5 separate regions of the Homo sapiens genome follow, and regions 1, 2, 3 and 4 are each linked to region 5. Evidence: chromatin contacts called from ENCODE Hi-C or POLR2A ChIA-PET data. All regions are on one chromosome and are shown on one strand. The core of a region is the stretch at or near the end of the contact, and the rest is flanking DNA. Distances in the headings are between cores, read along the strand shown.

The links. Hi-C counts contacts between places; a loop is a spot of excess contacts on that map. ChIA-PET counts read pairs that join two places held with the same protein, here RNA polymerase II (POLR2A). Pooled maps may share reads with other maps.
Region 1: a map of B cell shows a loop between it and region 5 (11-fold over the local background). The contact joins the promoter of TNRC6B here to the promoter of RANGAP1 in region 5. A Hi-C loop is called at or near these places in 1 of 168 maps with a recorded cell type or tissue (B cell), 2 of 37 single-sample maps with no recorded cell type and 6 of 50 pooled maps.
Region 2: a loop to region 5 is called in a map of CD4-positive, alpha-beta T cell, with 19 times the contacts of the local background. The contact joins the enhancer-like site here to the promoter of RANGAP1 in region 5. A Hi-C loop is called at or near these places in 2 of 168 maps with a recorded cell type or tissue (CD4-positive, alpha-beta T cell and CD8-positive, alpha-beta T cell) and 8 of 50 pooled maps. POLR2A ChIA-PET finds 5 or more read pairs at or near these places in 5 of 52 experiments (CD4-positive, alpha-beta T cell, CD4-positive, alpha-beta memory T cell, CD8-positive, alpha-beta T cell and 2 more).
Region 3: a pooled map shows a loop between it and region 5 (12-fold over the local background). The contact joins the promoter of MIEF1 here to the promoter of RANGAP1 in region 5. A Hi-C loop is called at or near these places in 1 of 37 single-sample maps with no recorded cell type and 4 of 50 pooled maps. POLR2A ChIA-PET finds 5 or more read pairs at or near these places in 1 of 52 experiments (WTC11).
Region 4: a pooled map shows a loop between it and region 5 (12-fold over the local background). The contact joins the promoter of RPL3 here to the promoter of RANGAP1 in region 5. A Hi-C loop is called at or near these places in 3 of 50 pooled maps. POLR2A ChIA-PET finds 5 or more read pairs at or near these places in 3 of 52 experiments (CD4-positive, alpha-beta memory T cell, HepG2 and activated CD4-positive, alpha-beta T cell).

The regions. Positions count from the first base shown.
Region 1 is chr22:40,176,082-40,179,494 of GRCh38, reverse strand. It overlaps TNRC6B (trinucleotide repeat containing adaptor 6B), which reads right to left and starts at 1,570. Exons shown (of 23, transcript NM_001162501.2): 1 at 1,355-1,570. The coding sequence starts at 1,359. RefSeq lists an enhancer at 1,682-1,731.
Region 2 is chr22:42,443,137-42,446,361 of GRCh38, reverse strand. LOC101927344 (a long non-coding RNA gene) reads right to left here. Exons shown (of 6, transcript NR_188414.1): 3 at 546-660; 4 at 123-199. Among named protein-coding and RNA genes, the nearest start is that of NFAM1, 12 kb to the right of the region's middle. RefSeq lists enhancers at 1,229-1,995, 2,003-2,182. Within about 2 kb of position 1,806, at least 35 of the 41 ENCODE cell types and tissues checked have a DNase peak (open chromatin) inside an H3K27ac peak, as active enhancers do; they include CD4-positive, alpha-beta T cell and CD8-positive, alpha-beta T cell, where a contact is called at or near this core.
Region 3 is chr22:39,500,615-39,503,890 of GRCh38, reverse strand. MIEF1 (mitochondrial elongation factor 1) reads right to left here and starts at 1,601. Exons shown (of 6, transcript NM_019008.6): 1 at 1,454-1,601. It overlaps LOC105373035 (a long non-coding RNA gene), which reads left to right and starts at 1,731. Exons shown (of 3, transcript XR_938263.4): 1 at 1,731-1,857; 2 at 2,299-2,627. RefSeq lists a silencer at 1,203-1,312 and enhancers at 820-1,319, 1,413-1,462, 1,320-1,821.
Region 4 is chr22:39,318,173-39,321,323 of GRCh38, reverse strand. RPL3 (ribosomal protein L3) reads left to right here and starts at 1,701. Exons shown (of 10, transcript NM_000967.4): 1 at 1,701-1,729; 2 at 2,732-2,924. The coding sequence starts at 1,727. It overlaps SNORD43 (small nucleolar RNA, C/D box 43), which reads left to right and starts at 2,211; the gene lies at 2,211-2,272. RefSeq lists enhancers at 44-932, 1,097-1,516, 933-1,822, 1,907-1,956, 1,823-2,712.
Region 5 is chr22:41,283,871-41,287,497 of GRCh38, reverse strand. RANGAP1 (Ran GTPase activating protein 1) reads left to right here and starts at 1,311. Exons shown (of 16, transcript NM_002883.4): 1 at 1,311-1,512. RefSeq lists enhancers at 419-468, 789-858, 889-1,108, 1,539-1,608.

The DNA.
Region 1 (3,413 bases), core at 321-2,820, 1.1 Mb after region 5:
TACTTTGTAACAGATTTAGAAGAACAGTCTCTTTCTCATGCCAATATGCCACAGCATAAATCAGGAGGATACAAATTAGGAAAAAAAGAGAAAAGAAAACAAGGCCTCTCAGAGCCAGGGATGTGCTCAGGGGGGTGGAGTAATTTACCCAGGGGTGGGGGCAATTTACCCGCCACATCACAAACTACAATCCTTTCAGCCCACCAGACCGAGAAGCATTACATCACACTCTCACAATGATAGGGGGAGGAGGCTCTGAGAAAGCAAGTTTTCAGCTTTCTTTCCTCCCTGCTCTCAGGCTTCCAGAATCCTGCATTAGGAGTAATGGAATTTAACTTCAGGCACTGCACAGCTTCAGGGGTTACTAACAATCACATAGACTGCTACTTATACATGTGACCCTAAATGACCACTTCGCAGTGGATACATGGCCGAAACAGGCAACCACACACTCACACGATGAATTTATGCTGAAAAACTCAGTTTTGCATCTGTGTAAAATTAAACAAAAATTTTATTTCGTGAGGAATGAAGAAGGCTAATACACAGGGAGAACTGATAAAGAAATAATTTCTAATCGCGGTGAATAGCTGTTCATATCTTTAAAACACCATGTTTACAACATAGTCCTACCCTTTGGTTGAATCCAGGATCAAAATAAAAGCGCATCTGGCTGCACATTTGAGAACACACACAGAGACCCAGTGCAAATGAGCGCGCGCAGAAAGGAGAGGGGTGAGCCACATATTGCTTGGGAGGTTTTCAAGCAGGGGAATCTACAAACCCCAAACCTCCTGGTGTTCACCCGCCCCCAACCTGATGTTTAAAATGTATTAGGTCTTACTTTAGGTTTTACATCTCTCTAGGAAGGAGGGCCCAGTTTAAAAAATAAAAAGATAGAAAAAGGCTTTCCCGTTCTAGGGCTTGCCCTCCCAGATCCTTTGTCGGCCTTAGCAGCCGAAAGAATGCAAACCCATTTATATTTATGCAAATTTTTGCAGCAGATTTAAGGGGGGAGGGGGAGGTCTGTGTTTTTTAAAAACCTCTTTCTAAATAGCAAATTTCCAATTACTCGCAGCTTCATTTATTGCAAGATAGAAACGATGATGAAAATCTGCATATACATTAAAAGTGCAATTAAATCACTTCAAAATCTAAATATTTTACCACGTCTTTTCCATTTCTAAAATGCCGAACCAAAGTACATCACGGGTCTGATTTACACAGATCCACGAAATGTCTGAAGCCAGTCTCCATGCTAGACAAATGTCGATTTGCAACACCACCAGTGAAAACGGTTAGACAAGATCCATATAAATCAATTGGTTAAAAAAAATTGAAAATATTTACCAACCTCATAAAGTGCAGCAGTGCTTAAATCCAGCAAATTGAGGCATACAAGGTAGAAATGGAAATGAAAAAAGGTCCAAAAAATGAATTCTTTTTGTCTATCTGTTTTTTTGTATTTTAAATATTCAGAAACCAGCAGAGACTCTGTCGGCCATTTTGGCTTGAACTAACTCTCTCTCACACACTCTCCCTCTTGCTCTCTCTCTCCCTCTCTGTCTCTAAAGGAAGCAGCTTTTTGTGACCTTCAAATAGAGGCAGATCATGTGACTTCGGGTAGGTTTGTCAATCAGGAAAGGGGAGGGAGCTGGAGCTGAGACTGCCTTAAAGGGGAAGCAGCCCTTTTCCACTCACTTTCATTTGTGAAATGCTGTTATCTCATACTCTCCGCCTACAGACACTGCATGTGAAAGTGGCAACAGCATAAGGGTAACAGATGAACAAAACAGAAAAACCTTTATTGGTTTATAGAAATATGCTCAGTTGCTAACGATTCTTACAGCTCCTGGATCTTCTCCTGGCTCGCTTGCTAGTTATTCTCTAGATGTTTGGGCAAGCACAGGCTGGCAAACTGCTCTGTAAAAGGGGCTGAAACACAGCTCTACCAAACAAGAGGCTTTAGCTTTGAAAGAATGAGGTGAAATACAGGGCACGACTGATCTCTAAGAAACTCCTAAAATGTATAGAAAAAGACTGAAAGAAACGCACAAAAGTATAAACTGAACTGCAATTCAGAAAGGTTAAGTGACTTATCCCAAATCACACAGCTGAACAGCTGCAGAAGAGGGACTGGTTTCCCAATTCTGAACTCTACACTTATTGTTTTGCCTGTATGTGTGTTCAGTACCTCCTCCCCCAAACCCAAATAAAAACTATGCTTCAGCACTGCAAACGGAGTTTCTCTGGGCTAGGGCAGGTCTGAGTCATCTTTAATCCCCTCCCCCACCGCAGGAGGTAGCTCTGCAGCTGAGGGAGCCTAGGCACTAAATTAAAACCTACCTGGTTTCCACCACTCCTAATCCCTTCTCCTTCGCATATACATCTCCACTCCTACCCACTTAAGAAACCCAAGCTCGGTTTGCATCTCCAGCCCCCGCGGCTCACAGGCCGTGTAACTTCACTGCTAACAGCAAGTAAGTAAGTCCCTTACCCATCCTCCCACCCTGCCTGGCCTCCGTTTTCTCATTGGTAGCCGGCGGAGATTGGGCTTCCCTAGATGGTATCTTTGGTTTCTTTCACCTCTGAAACTCTGCACTTGGCTTCTTTGAGTAGTTCTGTTCATCTTTTCCTGGCCATCTCAAAAGTTCGCCTCCACCCTGGGAAGGCTTCTTGACCCTCGCAGTCCAGACCAGGCCCTCCTGTTAACACTCCCATAATATCCTTTACTACTTCTTCAGAGCAATGGTCATAATTGCAATTTATGAAAGAATGTGCTTAACATTAGTCTTCCCCAGGAGACTGTAAACTGTATAAGGAAAAACACCACGTCTTCACTGCTCTGTGAGGCTCCACACCAAACACCACATAGGAGGTAAATAAATGAATAAATCAATGACTTGGACCCTATTCAGAAGGGCTGGGCTGAGTAGGAGGAAATCTGCCACCTGAATATAAAAAATGTAGGGGAATGAGGGTCACATAGTTCCCAGAAACTCGCATTCATCTATGTTTTAAGGACGGCTTCAGGAAAGAAAGTAACTAAAATGGTAAAAAGCGCATGAGGCCGGGTGCGGTGGCTCATACCTGTAATCCCAGCACTTTGGGAGGCCGAGGCAGGCAGATCACCTGAGGTCGGGAGTTCGAGACCAGCCTGACCAGCATGGAGAAACCCCGTCTCTACTAAAAATACAAAATTAGCCAGCGTGGTGGCACATGCCTGTAATCCCAGCTACTAGGGAGGCTGAGCTTAGCAGGAGAATCGCTTGAACCCGGGAGGCGGAGGTTGTGGTGAGCCGAGATCGCGCCATTGCACTCCAGACTGGGCAGCAAGAGTGAAACTCCATCTCAAAAAAAAAAAAAAAAAAAGTGCATGAGAATGCCCTGTGACTATCGACTCCACCTATCTC
Region 2 (3,225 bases), core at 557-3,056, 1.2 Mb before region 5:
TCCCCCGTCTCCTCTGTCCGGGCCTCTGAAGTCACCAGTTCTCCATGCCCAGCCGTGGCCTGTGGGAGGGAGCTGGGGGGGTGAGCTGGAGCTGCCACTTAGCGGCAGAGTCACAAACTCACCGTTCCTAATGAAGCCCGTCGCTTCTCCCTCCTCTTCCTCCCAGCAATGTCCGCAGTGGTGCCTGCGATGAAAGAAGCTGACCCAAGACATAGGAGGGAGGTGATTATGGGTTTAGAAAAGTCTTGACAAAAACATATCCTTTTATGACTGGGGTGGCTCTGTCAGGCTCTGCTGGCCCAGCATCCTCCCCACAGCCCACCCCAGCCAGAGGAACAGTCTCCTGATTTTCCTGTGGGGACTCCTGTCCTCTCAAGGTCACTTAGTTGAGCAGGGTTGTCCCTACCCCCAGTTCCCTGTCCCTCTGTCTTCTTTCCACTGCAGGCCAGCCAGCAGAACCCTGCTTTTCTGAAGACCCTGACCAGGAGCTGCAGCCCCTCCTGGCCCTGTAGCCGCAACTGGCCCCATCTCTTGATTCCGCTTACCTGTCCGGCCCAGGCTGGAGCTACCCCACAGCTGCCAGGGCTGGGTCCTCCAGGCCACCTGCCCATGAACCAGCCAGGTGAGCACAAAGCACGTCTCCCCCACCCCGTCTTGGGTCTGTAGGGACAATAAAATGCCTGCCAGTGAAAAGGGCACAGTGAGGCTGGGTGCTGTGGCTTGTGCCTGTAATCCCAGCACTTTGGGAGGCCGAGGCAGGCAGATCATTTGAGGTCAGGAGTTCGAGACCAGCCTGGCCAACATAGTGAAACACTGTCTCTACTAAAAATAACAAAAATTAGCCAGGCGTGGTGTCTTGCACCTGCAGTCCCAGCTCCTCAGGAGGCTGAGGCAGGAGAGTTGCTTGAACCCAGGAGGCAGAGGTTGCAGTGAGCCAAGATCATGACATTGCACTCCAGCCTGGGCAACAGAGCGAGACTCCGTCTCAAAAAAAAAAAAAAAAAGAAAAGAAAAGAAAAAAAAGGGCGCAGTGCTGAGCCACGGATTATTTAAGATATCCTATTTCAGGAAAAACGAACAAGTCCAGATTCTCTTGGCTGTGGCTCCGTGGTTTATATGTTTGCAGAATCAGAAGAGTGAGTGACAAAGGTTACAGGTAAGCCTGCAGGAGTAGACACCTTTGGGGGAGAGATTGGAGAAAATGATTAGCTTTTTCTGTATAGATTTTTGGATTATTTCACCTTGTGAACTCTGATATTTGCTCTGACGCCAGCCACCCTCACTGGGTCCTTGGTTCTGCCCTGTTCTGTTCTGCATCCTTCTTTGCCTGTGGGGTTTCCGGGTTTCTATCCTGAGCTCCAAGCCAGGGTCCAACCCAGCAACCTGCGGCCCTGAGGCCCGTAGGTCCCCATGTGGGCACTCTTGACCTCCTAGGCTTTGCTGACCTACAGGCCTCCTCGCCAGTGACTCATGAACTTGGCTGAGGCACAGCTTTTCAGATCCTGGGGGGCCCCCCTCTCTCCTCTCCCACGGGGTTCTTATCAAGCTCAAGGGAGGAAATGGTTGACAAACGGTTTTGCTAAACTAGGATCGGTTACCCAATGGAGAAGCTTATTACTGAAGACGCTGATGAAGAACATTCGAGCAGCGCCCCATCAATCTCCTCTGCTGTCAGGAAGGCTGGGGGAGGGGCGGTGGGACCCAGGCCATCAGGAGCGGGATGCCACCGAGTTCTCAAAGACCTTGTCCGCCCTGGCCCTTCCTGTCCGGCCTCCAGGGGGCACCAGATCTCCACCCAGTGCGTGACCACCCCCTCCCCACCAATCCCTCAGCGAGATTCTAGCAGAGGGGAGAGAGCCAGGGGCCGTGGGGACCCAGGGGTGAGAAAGGGGCTGGCAGAGAGCAGGGAGTCCACCCAGGGTCAGGTTCAGGCCTGCATTGATGTGTGGCCAGGGTGCGACACAGAATTCTGCAAGATTCAGAACATCTCTCAATCACTACATTTTCAGAAAATGGATGAAAAGCTGATCAAAAAGACGTTTGATGCCAGGCTGAAGAGAAGCTGGATCTTGCACCATCGGGCTGGAGGCAAAGTGCGGGCTGGAGTTCCCCACAGCTGGAGCAGGAGTCCTCTGTAATCCATCAAGTCTGAAGCAGGAAATGCAAGAAGGCTCATGGCGCCTCCTCCCACGAGCCGCCCGGCTGCCGAGAGCCCGGGGTGTGGAGCGGCGGGTTCAGGCCAGGGCAGCGGGACTCTGGGAGCTGGGCTTGCTGGTCCAAGAAACTTGGAGCACAGTCAGGTTTGCAGTTCAGCTCAGAATCCTGATTCAGAAACACCACCCCTTCTCCATGCCTGGGGAGATAGGTGAACTCCCAAACGACTCCCGGGGCCACCCCAGCAAAACCCTAAATGACAGAATTGCCCAGACAGAAGCTGGCTGATCTGTTAGCGAGACTAACCCCATACTTGCCCATGCTCTCTTCTAGTTCACAGGGCACTTCCGTGGCAGGGGAACATGAACTATTCTTGCTAATGAGGCTGGTGAAGCTCACAGGACCTGCACTTGCCAAGGCCCCACAGTTAGGAAACGGCAGAGCTGGGCCTTTAACCCAGATCCCCTGCCTCCAAGTCCTGGAATGGTTGTTTCAGAGGCTGAGCCTTCTGAGTGAGATGAGAAAACTAACAGGAGTCTGGCTGCTGAATCCTCTTTGGGGCACTTTCTCTAGAACAGCCAAAAAGTGGTCCCCAGACTCCACTTGCTTGTATGTACCTGGTAAGTCAGTGCCATTCAGTAAAAAGAAAGTCTTTCTTTTTTTTTTTTCTGCTGAATTGCAATATGTAATTGCAATGTGTTCCTATGTCATATGTTTCTGTAAAGTTTGCAAAGGTGAGACATCAGTTAGTCACACCAAGCCAGCTTGGTGGCACAGCACATGCTTGTAGTCCCAGCTACTCAGGAGGCTGAGGTGGGAGGATGGCTTGAGCCCTGGAGTTCAAGGCTGTGATGAGCAAAGATTGCACCACTGTACTCCAGACCTGTCTCTAAAAAAAGAATCAAACCTGGGCAACGTAGTGATAGACTCTGTCTCTAAATATACACATATGTCTATGAATAAGGCTTTTAAAAATAATAAAAATAACTCAGCTAAGTCTCTTTCCACTCTGATTCCCCGCCTTCCCTGCTCCCATCCAGTTGGATGGTGTTGGACTGGCTGTGGGTATTT
Region 3 (3,276 bases), core at 352-2,851, 1.8 Mb after region 5:
CAATAGTACCTACCACATAGGATTATTTTGAGAACTGTGCACGTAATGAACGGTAATAGAACTTCACCACAGGGGGTGATCTAGGAGGGTTGAAGACAAGCACTCAGCCATACTTGAATCCTGGCACCAGCACTTACGAGCTGCATGACCGTGGGCAAGTCTCCTAACCTCTCTGTGACTGTCTCAGTTCCTCATCTGTGAAGTGAGGATAAAAATCATATTTTGCCCATACGGTTGGCATAAGCACTAAATGAGTTTAATGTATGTGAATATGTTTAGAACAGCACTTGGCACACACGAAGCACTCTATCAACAGCAGATATTATTAGTAGCACCTAGCCAGGTTTGTAAATGCTCAATAAATAATTACATTTAAGTATAAACTGCCACTGCCTTCCTTCAGTAACAATAAACCCTTACACAAGCATATCTGTAAAGTGCTTTGTTGCCCATGACCACATTTAAATTAAGAATCTAGAAGGTGGTCAGGGTTCTTAGTAACAGTAAATGCTTATTGCATTATATTGCACTATATACAACGTGCAATGTTCGAAGCATGTCTCACATAACAACTCATTCTGTCAGCTACCCTAGGGGTCAACATTACCCCATTTTAAGTGGAGGAAACAATCTCCCAGAGGGAAGTAACTTGCCCGCGGGCCCACAGCTGTCAAGGGGAGGGCTGCACTCCTGACCCCAACTCTGCCTGCCTCTGGAATGAGTTACCCTTTGCTGGAGCCGGACCGTGTGTACAGCACTTCTGGGTGCTCCACGAACTTTCCCAGCACAGCGCTTGGCACATACAAGGGGCTCAAAATTATGCGTAACGGAGAGAATTTCACAACGTCCCTATGTGGAAGAAATGATCACCTCCGTTTCAGAAATAAAGAAATGACACCAAGTGGGGGAAGTATTTGGCTGGAAAAAAAGATTGGACTTTGGGCCCAAAGTCCGCGAGCCCTTAGCCTCCGGCCTTGCTAACTTCCTGCGCAAGCTTGAGCAAGCCACCATCCCTGCCCATTTTTCCTCAACTGTTTAAGAGATCCCTCGGCCCTAAGGACCTCCCGATGCAGAAAATCAACAGAAGTGTTTGATGCTGTAAAAGGCGACTGTCACGGCGAGGGCTGTAACTACAAGGTCGCTGGGCGACTGGGCGGCTGAGCCCCAGCCAGTCTGCACTTCACCAACCGTGGGGGCCGGGCCGGGGTGCGGAGGCCCAGAGGCCAGGGCAGGCCTGCTTCGGGGCACTGGAGGTCTCCGAGGTTGGGGCGGGGCGGGGCAGCCGAGGGGTCTCCCAGGGGAAAGTCCAGGGCGGGATGGGGCGAGACCCCCGGCTGCATGCTGGTATCCTGACTCCGGGCCGCATGCGAGGCGCCGGCAGCAGCCTGAGAGGAGGCGCTGCAACCTCCCCGCCGCCCAGCCGCCGGCGGCCCTCATTCCTTCTCTCACTCACCCGCAGGCCGTGCGCGCTACCACTCCGCAGGACTCGCCTCTGGCCGGGTACCTCTCCCCGGGTCACCCATCAACATGGCCCCTTCACTTCCGGGACACGACCTTGCGCACGGAGCTGCGAAGGGGCTGAAGGGAGCACGAGGGCGAGTGGAGGCGGAGGGACTTCCGGTCTTCTCCAAGCTCTCTCTCGGGCCCCGCCCCCTGCGCATGATTCCGCCCCCCAATCCTGAGCCCCGCCTCCGTGTGTGACCTCACCAAGGGACTGGCCTGCAGAGGCCACTCGCGCCCCGCCCCCAGAGGACTCCGGTGTCCGGGTCCGGCTGTGGGTACCGGGGTGGTCCCGATGCTGGCAGAAGTTCAGAGGGCAGGAGGTAGCCTCGCTGTCCAACAAGGCTGCCGCACCGGGTAGGCCCCTCACCTGCTGGCAACCCCTTAGCCTGTCGGGGTACCTGGCCAGCCTCCTGTACTGTATATGCTGATCTCTGGCTGGGGCCCTGGGGTACCTGAGGGAATTCTAACACTAATATTCAGAGCTCCTCAAAACCCATTTTCTCAGATCGCCTTCTTTTCATCCCTCCATGCTGTTCCTACTCCCCAGGCCCCATGGCTTCTGGCAAACTCCTACCCTTCCTTCAAAGTCTACCTCAAATGCCCCCCTTCACTGGGAAATCTCTCCCAGCCCCTTCCTCGCCTCCCTCTAACACACTCACGTGCCTTCTTTGGGCCCCACGGAAATGTCTGCACATCTTACGCCTCATAATCTGTTCAACAACAAAACGTATTTCTTGGCGCCTACCATATGCCAGGCACTGTAATTTATCCATTTGCTTCTCTGTCTCTCACTAGATTTGAGGACGGAGGCCGTGTCTCTATGGAAGCTCCCTCCCCCAACTGCCTCCCTCCATGCCTGGCTCTGCCAAGCCCAGGGCCTGGGGCTTTGGAGTCCGGGGCCACCGGGGCCACCGCTGGCTCCTAGTTCCAGTTCCACCACTTAGGGACAGCTGCCCTCTGCCAAGTTTCCTAACCTCACCCAGCCTTGGGGCTGTGGTGAGGATTAAAAGGTAATATCTACCAGTAGAGGGGTGGGCAATTGCAGAATAGTCAGGCTATCTGATAAAAGGACGAGAACCAGGAGAAGAACATTGCAGGGAAGAGCATTTCAGGCCTCCCCCCAGGTAAGCCTTTAAGCTCAGCGTGGTCTAGGAGCCACAGGGAGAAAGCCAGTGCTTTCGCAGCTGAGTGAGCAGGAGCTGGGAAAGAGGCCAGAGGGGAGGCCCTTACCAGAACTGGGAGGGAGATGGCGGGTGCAAAGGAACCACAGCAGGGTTCAGAGCCAAGAAGTGCTGGGATCTGACTTCCCTTTCAATGGGATCTGTCTGGCTTGAGAATAACGGAATGGAACCAGGGCTGAGGCAGGGAGACCAATCAAGAGTCTGTTGCAGGGCTGGGCACGGTGGCTCACGTCTGTAATCCCAGCACTTTGGGAGGCTGAGGTGGGCGGATCTACTTGAGGTCAGGAGTTCGAGACCAGCCTGACCAACATGGTGAAACCCCATCTCTACTAAAAATACAAAAATTAGCCGGGAGTGGTGGCATTGTACCTGTAATCCCAGTTACTTGGGAGGCTGAGGCAGGAGAATTGCTTGAGCCTGGGAGGCAGAGGTTGCAGTGAGCCAAGATCACGCTACTGTACTCCAGCCTGGGCGACAGAACAAGACTCGGTCTCAAAAAAAAGAAAAAGAAAAGAAAAGAAAACCAAGATGGAGAGAGGCATAGTAGTTTCTAAGACACTGAGCTAAGAAGGAAAGAAGCTTTCAGTGGAAG
Region 4 (3,151 bases), core at 452-2,951, 2.0 Mb after region 5:
TTTCCTTACGGAATATTGTTTTTCTTTAAAAAGTGCTGTATTACATAATATACAGTATGTGCACCATATTACCTTTCTAAAAATCAAAAAATGCTCAATTTTGAAACATATGTGGCCCCCAGGATTTCTAATAATGGATTGAAGATCTATCACTTATGTCCTTCGGGAATGGTGTGAGGATTGAGATAATTTTTTTTTTTTTGAGCTGGATTGCACTGGCGCAATCTCAGCTCACTGCAAACTCCGTCTCCCGGGTTCAAACGATTCTCCCGCCTCAGCCTCCCAAGTAGCTGGGATTACAGACGCACACCATCGTGCCCCGCTAATTTTTGTATTTTTAATAGAGACGGGGTTTCGCCATGTTGCCCAGGCTGGTTTCGAACTCCTGACCTCAGGTGATCCGCCCGCCTCGGTCTCCCAAAGTGTTGGGATTACAGGCGTGAGCCACCGCGCCTGGCCGAGAGAATGCTTTTCAAACGACGGTGGGAGCAAAGGCCAGGCCCAGAATTAAAGAAGATGACAGGGTGGGACAGAGGAAGCAGGTGATATGAGAGCGTGTGCTCTGGCGCAGCCATGAGGCTGAAGTAGACGGTTAGGGGAGCGTCTTTGGTGGCCGCTGAAGTTGATGCTTAATTCCGAGGAAACAACGAGGCGGCCATGGAAAGTAACGAGATACTTGATTCTTAGAAAGATTTGTAGGGGGCCAGGCGCGGTGGCTCACACCTGTAATCCCAGCACTTTGGGAGGCCGAGGCGGGCGGATCACGAGATCAGGAGTTCAAGACCAGCCTGGCCAACATGGTGAAACACCGTCTCCACTAAAAATACAAAAAAAAAAAAAAAAAAAATTAGCCAGGCATGGTGGCGCATTCCTGTAATCCCAGCTACTCGGGAGGCTGAGGCAGGAGAACTGCTTGAACTGGGAACCGGTAGGCGGAGCTTGCAGTGAGCTGAGATCGCGCCACTGCGACAGAGCGAGACTCCGTCTCAAAAAAGAGATTTGTAAGGGACCAGCCTGGAAGCAGGGAATCGGTCAGGATCCGAGTCACCCTGGAGCCTAGGCAGAGATCAGCGAAAGCCCTCGCTGATGCATAGGTCTGGAAGGCGTGGGGCTCCGGGAGGCTGAGCAGCTGGACTCGGCATGACCAGAGGTCGTGAGGCCGTTCCGCAGGCTTGGGACGCTCCTGACCCTCAGAATCAAGCGCGGGCCACTGCATTAGCATGGGAGAAATGGCAGAGATAGGGCTTGAGGGAGGGATGCCCGAGATTAAAGGTATTAAAGGTAAATTGGTGTCGCCGCAAAACCAGCGTGGGAGCCAGGAAACGAGAGTTTCAGTCTTTCTTCGCTAATTCCAGAGATAGCTGCATATCACAGGAGGAGAAGCGACGCAGCCATTTTTCTTCGTTATTATCAAATTTGGCTGCTGCCGGACGCCGTAGATTTGTGGCTCACCCACCCTTAGCCCACCTCTCCGCGGCTTTTCACTAAGTTTGAACCCGACCCCTCGCCGTAGAGTGTGTAATTTCTGTCTCCGAAGCTGACGTCAACTTCTGAACGAAAGCTAGGAGCGGAAGAGCGTGCGTGGAAATGGCGCTCGGTACGTGCCCCCGACCTGTCGTCTGCCGCGGGGGCGCGCTCGCACGCCGGAAGGGGCGGGGCCAGATTTGGCTTTATATAGCGGACCCGTAAGGCCGACCGGCCTCTACCGGCGGGATTTGATGGCGTGATGGTATGTGTTGTAATGGCGGCCGTTTCATTGTCACCGGCGTCGGCACGGCTGAATCCGCGACGCATCGCCGCCATCCCGTCTTGGCCGGCGCCGGGGGTTTGCTTTAGGGGCACGGGCGACCCAGCGGGGACTTCAGTCTGGCCTATTTTCTGGAAAGTCGAGAGGCTTGTGAAGAGCGCTTGGAGGACTGGCTTTGGGCCTGCAGGTCGGCCAGAGAGAGGCCGTAAGGGTGGGAGCAGGCTTGGAGGCCCGGCGTTTTTAAAGCCATGAGTCATTTCTAAGTTTCGACCTCACCAATTCTATCATTAGTTGGGATTAGGGCCCATAACCTGCTTGTCTGGGTAGAAGGACCTTGGGTGGAGGTTCTCGGCGCCGTTCTCATTGGGAGGTAAAGAAGCTTGGGGGAGGGGAGTGTTGTGGAGTCCTCCTGAATATCTGGGGCCGCTGGTGCACTCCGAAGGCCTCTGGAGCTCGCAGAAACCACAGATGATGAACTTATTGACGGGCGGACAGAAACTGTGTGCTGATTGTCACGTTCTGATTTGGCTCTGCGGAGTTCTTTGGCCTGTGTGTATCAGTGTAATTAGTGTCCGGGCACCGGAGGCAGCCTATAGCTTAACATTGCTAGCTGCTACCCAGCGTTTGTCCCGGGAGTCCCTTTCTTTAGCGGTCAAAACCTTGCTAATTGGCATATAAAGCTGCCTGTTAAGCAGTTTTTAGTGCCACTACTTAGTGTATTTTTGTGTGGTTAGATAAAAAAAATGGGTCGTTTTCTTACAGGTTGAGAGGATTTGAAATAAGATTCAGCTTAAATTTTGTCGAATACAAAAGCATTCTTGACACGTGCGAGCCTGGAAGAGATAATGACCTTTTTATTCGGCTTGCTGGGTGTCTGGTCAGGATTCTTCAGTATTGCTGAGATTTGGAACTTAAGCAGCTGGGAACTAGAGAAGGGGGCACTGCTTTGGTTTGGGTGCTGACGGTGATTTTTTTCCCACCTAGTCTCACAGAAAGTTCTCCGCTCCCAGACATGGGTCCCTCGGCTTCCTGCCTCGGAAGCGCAGCAGCAGGCATCGTGGGAAGGTGAAGAGCTTCCCTAAGGATGACCCGTCCAAGCCGGTCCACCTCACAGCCTTCCTGGGATACAAGGCTGGCATGACTCACATCGTGCGGGAAGTCGACAGGCCGGGATCCAGTATGTACAGACATCCTAAAAGTTGGGGGAATAGGAGTGGAGGGGGAGGGAAATTGTAGAGATGGAGTCAAGCTGTTAGCAGAGGGCAGACTTTTTTTTTTAAGCAGGAGTTACACGTTGTCAGAACTGCTGCGACAGCAGAATGGGAATGCTTAACTTGAAAACTAATATTCCAAGGCTACAGATGGTCAGCACTGTTTGCTTTAGGTGCGGTGTGGGGTATTGAT
Region 5 (3,627 bases), core at 62-2,561:
GACAGGGTTTGACCATGTTGCCCAGGCTGGTCTCACACTCTCTCGCCTATAATCCCAACACTTTGGGAGGCCAAGATGGGCAACAAGAGTGAAACTCCATCTCAAAAAAAAAAAACAAAAAAAAAACGCTGTTTGTGTTTTTATGCTTAAATTCACACCTACAGAAAAGTTGCAAAAATGTTCAAAGAACTCCCATATTCTTCAACCAGATTAACTGATTAACATTTTGCCACATTTGTGTCTCTGCTTTCTCTATGTATATGTATAGGTATATTTCTTTTAACCATAAAGGTTGCAGACATCATGTCCTTTTTGTCCCTAATTATTTCAGCATTTTTTTCCAAGAACAAGGGCAGTCTCTTACATAACCCTGTACCATAATCAAAATTAATAAATTTAACATTGATACAATACTATTATCTAATATAGTCAAGTTTTGCTGTTTCAGTATTGTCCTTTATAGCAATCCCCACCCAGGATCCGATCCAGGACCATGTCTTGCATTCAGTTGTCTTTTTCGTTTCCTGTAATCGGCAACAGTTCCTCAGTTTTTCTTTGTCTTACATAATACAGACATTTCCGGAAGGGTACAGATCAGTTATTCTGTACCATGTCCCTCAGCTTGGGTTTCTCATGATTAGACTAAGGTCATGCATTATAGACCGGACGGTGACGCCGTGTTTTTCTCAGTGCATCACACAGAAAGCGTGCGATGAATGTCAGCTTGTCCTGCTGTTGATGTTAACGTGGCCGTTCAAGTGGTGTCTGCGGAGCTTCTCTACGATAGTTACTATTTCCCCTTTTTAATTATCAGGTAATTTGTGCATATTTATGTGGAAGCCTTCGAATGCCCTTTCAGTTTCATGGGACGGAAAAGAGTCTTTTCTTTCGGGAAATGGATACCTGTGTCTTGCCCAAGAGACCCAGCAGCCAGCAGTACCTGTTATCAACAAAGTTACGCGAACAAAACCTTTCCGGAAGAGCTGAGGGACCTGGGTGCAACGCATTCTGGGAATTGTAGTCTCTGGGCGCTCCCGGCTGAACACCTCCCTGCGGTCTCTGCGAGAAAGAGCCAGAAGCCACCAGGGGAGGGCGAAGAGGAGGGCGGTGGAGGACGCTCTGCGCGCGGTGCGCCATGGGACGGGTAGTTCGCGGTGCGCGCCCCATCGCGCTCCCAGATGGGGAACCGGACTACTCTACCCGAGAGGCCGCGCGAGCGGGGCGAGGGCAAGCCGGCCGGGGCCTCGAACAAATCAAATCGAAGCAAAGAAACTGCCGGCTTTCAAAATCCTCCTCCTCCGCCATCATCCGCCGCGGTGCGGAGAGCAGGTGGTGCTGGAAGCGCGTGAGGCCGGGAGCTCGAGAGAGCTAACAGACTAGCCGGCTGGACATCTGGACCGCTGGATCCGGAGGTGGCGACCCCGGCCTGACCCGGACCCTAAATCCGTCCCCGCCCCAGAGGGCGGAGGCGCGCGCTCGATTCCCCCCACGCGGCGGCGCCGCCTGTTTACGGTAGAGTCAGGGTCCCTTTCCTTTCCCCGTCACCTGCCTGGAACAGGGGTGCGGGGCGAGGAGGGCGTGGCGCCCGTGTGCGCCTTCTGCCTGCCCCCTCGGCCTTCTTCACTTAGCCTTCGACGGCCGAGCGCCCCAGGGGTGGCGGTGGGAGTGGGGTTGTTGAGCGGCGCTGGCTCCTTTCACAAATGGGGAAACTGAGGCTTAAAGGGCGTCTGACTCGCCAGAGCAGCTCAGCCTGCAGCTGCTAGCAGTGGCGTCTCATATTAGCATTGTTGTCAACCGGAGGCGGTGCGAGTCCGCCGGGGATTCCAGATGGGGCTCCTGCGCCGCCCGCCTATCATTTGCGGCCTGTATTCGCGCGTCGCTCCCGCAGAGCCACCTCCCAGCAGGCCCACGCCCGCGGGGGCCCCGGGCTGGCGCCGCTGTCCCTGGAATCGATGTGAGTCACTGCTGACGCTTTGCAGGAGCATGCATCTCACCTCAGAAAGTCTCTGACGTTGCTGCGGAGCGGGGAGAGGATGTTTCTCTATTAGCCCTTTGCTTTTGCTCTGGCGCTGATCCTTTGCTGACCTTGGACAAATCAATTTACGTTTCTGTGCTCCAGTTTCTTGGTTTATAAAGTGAGTGTGGAGGGGTGCATCTCTGTCTCGCTCTCTCTTGGACTGAGGAATGGGCCCCCGTTCAGCTGAGAAGTTCTGTCCCTATTCTATCTGGAGGCTTCACCACCACCTTTTACCCTCAAATTGTCCCATCTCAGAACTGCAAGAGATGCTGGGGTTTCAGGTTAATTTTTTTGTTGGTTTTTCTTTAAATTTTTTTATCTTTTTAGAGACGGTCTCCTTCTGTCACCCAGGCTGGAGTGTAGTGGAACGATCACCGCTGAACTGCAGCGTCGGCTTCCTGGGCTCAAGCGATCCTCCCACCTCAACCTCCCAAGTCATGGGGACTACAGATGCCATCACACCTGGCTAATTTTTAAATTTTTCTGTGGAGACAGGGTCTCATTCTGTTGCCCAGGCTTGTCTCGAACCCTGGTCTAAAGTGATCTTCCCGCCTAGCCTCCCAAAATGTTGGAATTACAGGTGTGAGTTATTGCACTGGGCTGGTTTCTGGTTAATTTATTTTTTGAAACAGGGTCTCCAGAAGTACAGCAGCAAGATCTCAGCTCACTGTAGCCTCCACCTACGGGGCTCAAGTGATCCTCCCACCTTACATCCCAGGTAGCTGGGACTGCAGGCACCTGCCACCACACCCAGCTAGTTTTTGTATTTTTAGTGGAGACAGGGTTTCGGCATACTGCCCAGGCTGGTTTCTAACTCCTGTGCTCAATCGATCCGCCCACCTCAGCCTCCGGAAATGCTGGGATTGCAGGAGTGAACCATTACACCCGACTCTGGTTAATTTTTTTTTTTTTTGAGACGGAGTTTCACTCTTGTTGCCCACGTTGGAGTGCAATGCCACGATCTCAGCTCACCCCAACATCTGCCTCCCAGATTCAAGCGATTCTCCTGCCTCAGCCTCCTGAGTAGCTGGGATTACAGGCATGTGCCACCACGCCCGGTTAATTTTGTATTTTTGGTAGAGACAGGGTTTCTCCATGTTGGCCAGGGTGGTCTCGAACTCCCGACCTCAGGTAATCCACCCACCTCAGCCTCCCAAAGTGCTGAGATTATAGGCGTGAGCTACCGCACCCGGCCTGGTTAATTTTTATTTTATTTTATTTTATTTTATTTTTTTGAGGTGAGTCTCGCTCTGTTGCCCAGGCTGGAGTGCAGTGGCGCAATCTCAGCTCACTGCAAGCTCCACCTACCGGGTTCATGCCATTCTCTTGCCTCAGCCTCCCGAGTAGCTGGGACTACAGGCCCCCGCCACCAGGCCCGGCTAATTTTTTGTATTTTTAGTGGAGACGGGTTTCACCGTGTTAGCCAGGATGGTCTCGATCTCCTGACCTCGTGATCCGCCCACCTCAGCCTCCCAAAGTACTAGGATTATAGGTGTGAGCCTTTGCGCCCGGCCCTGGCCTGGTTAATTTTTATGCAATTTCAACTGGTCGTTTCTTGAGCACCTTCTAAATGCCAGGCTCTATGTGGCAAGTAGAGTGATCCTGTCAAA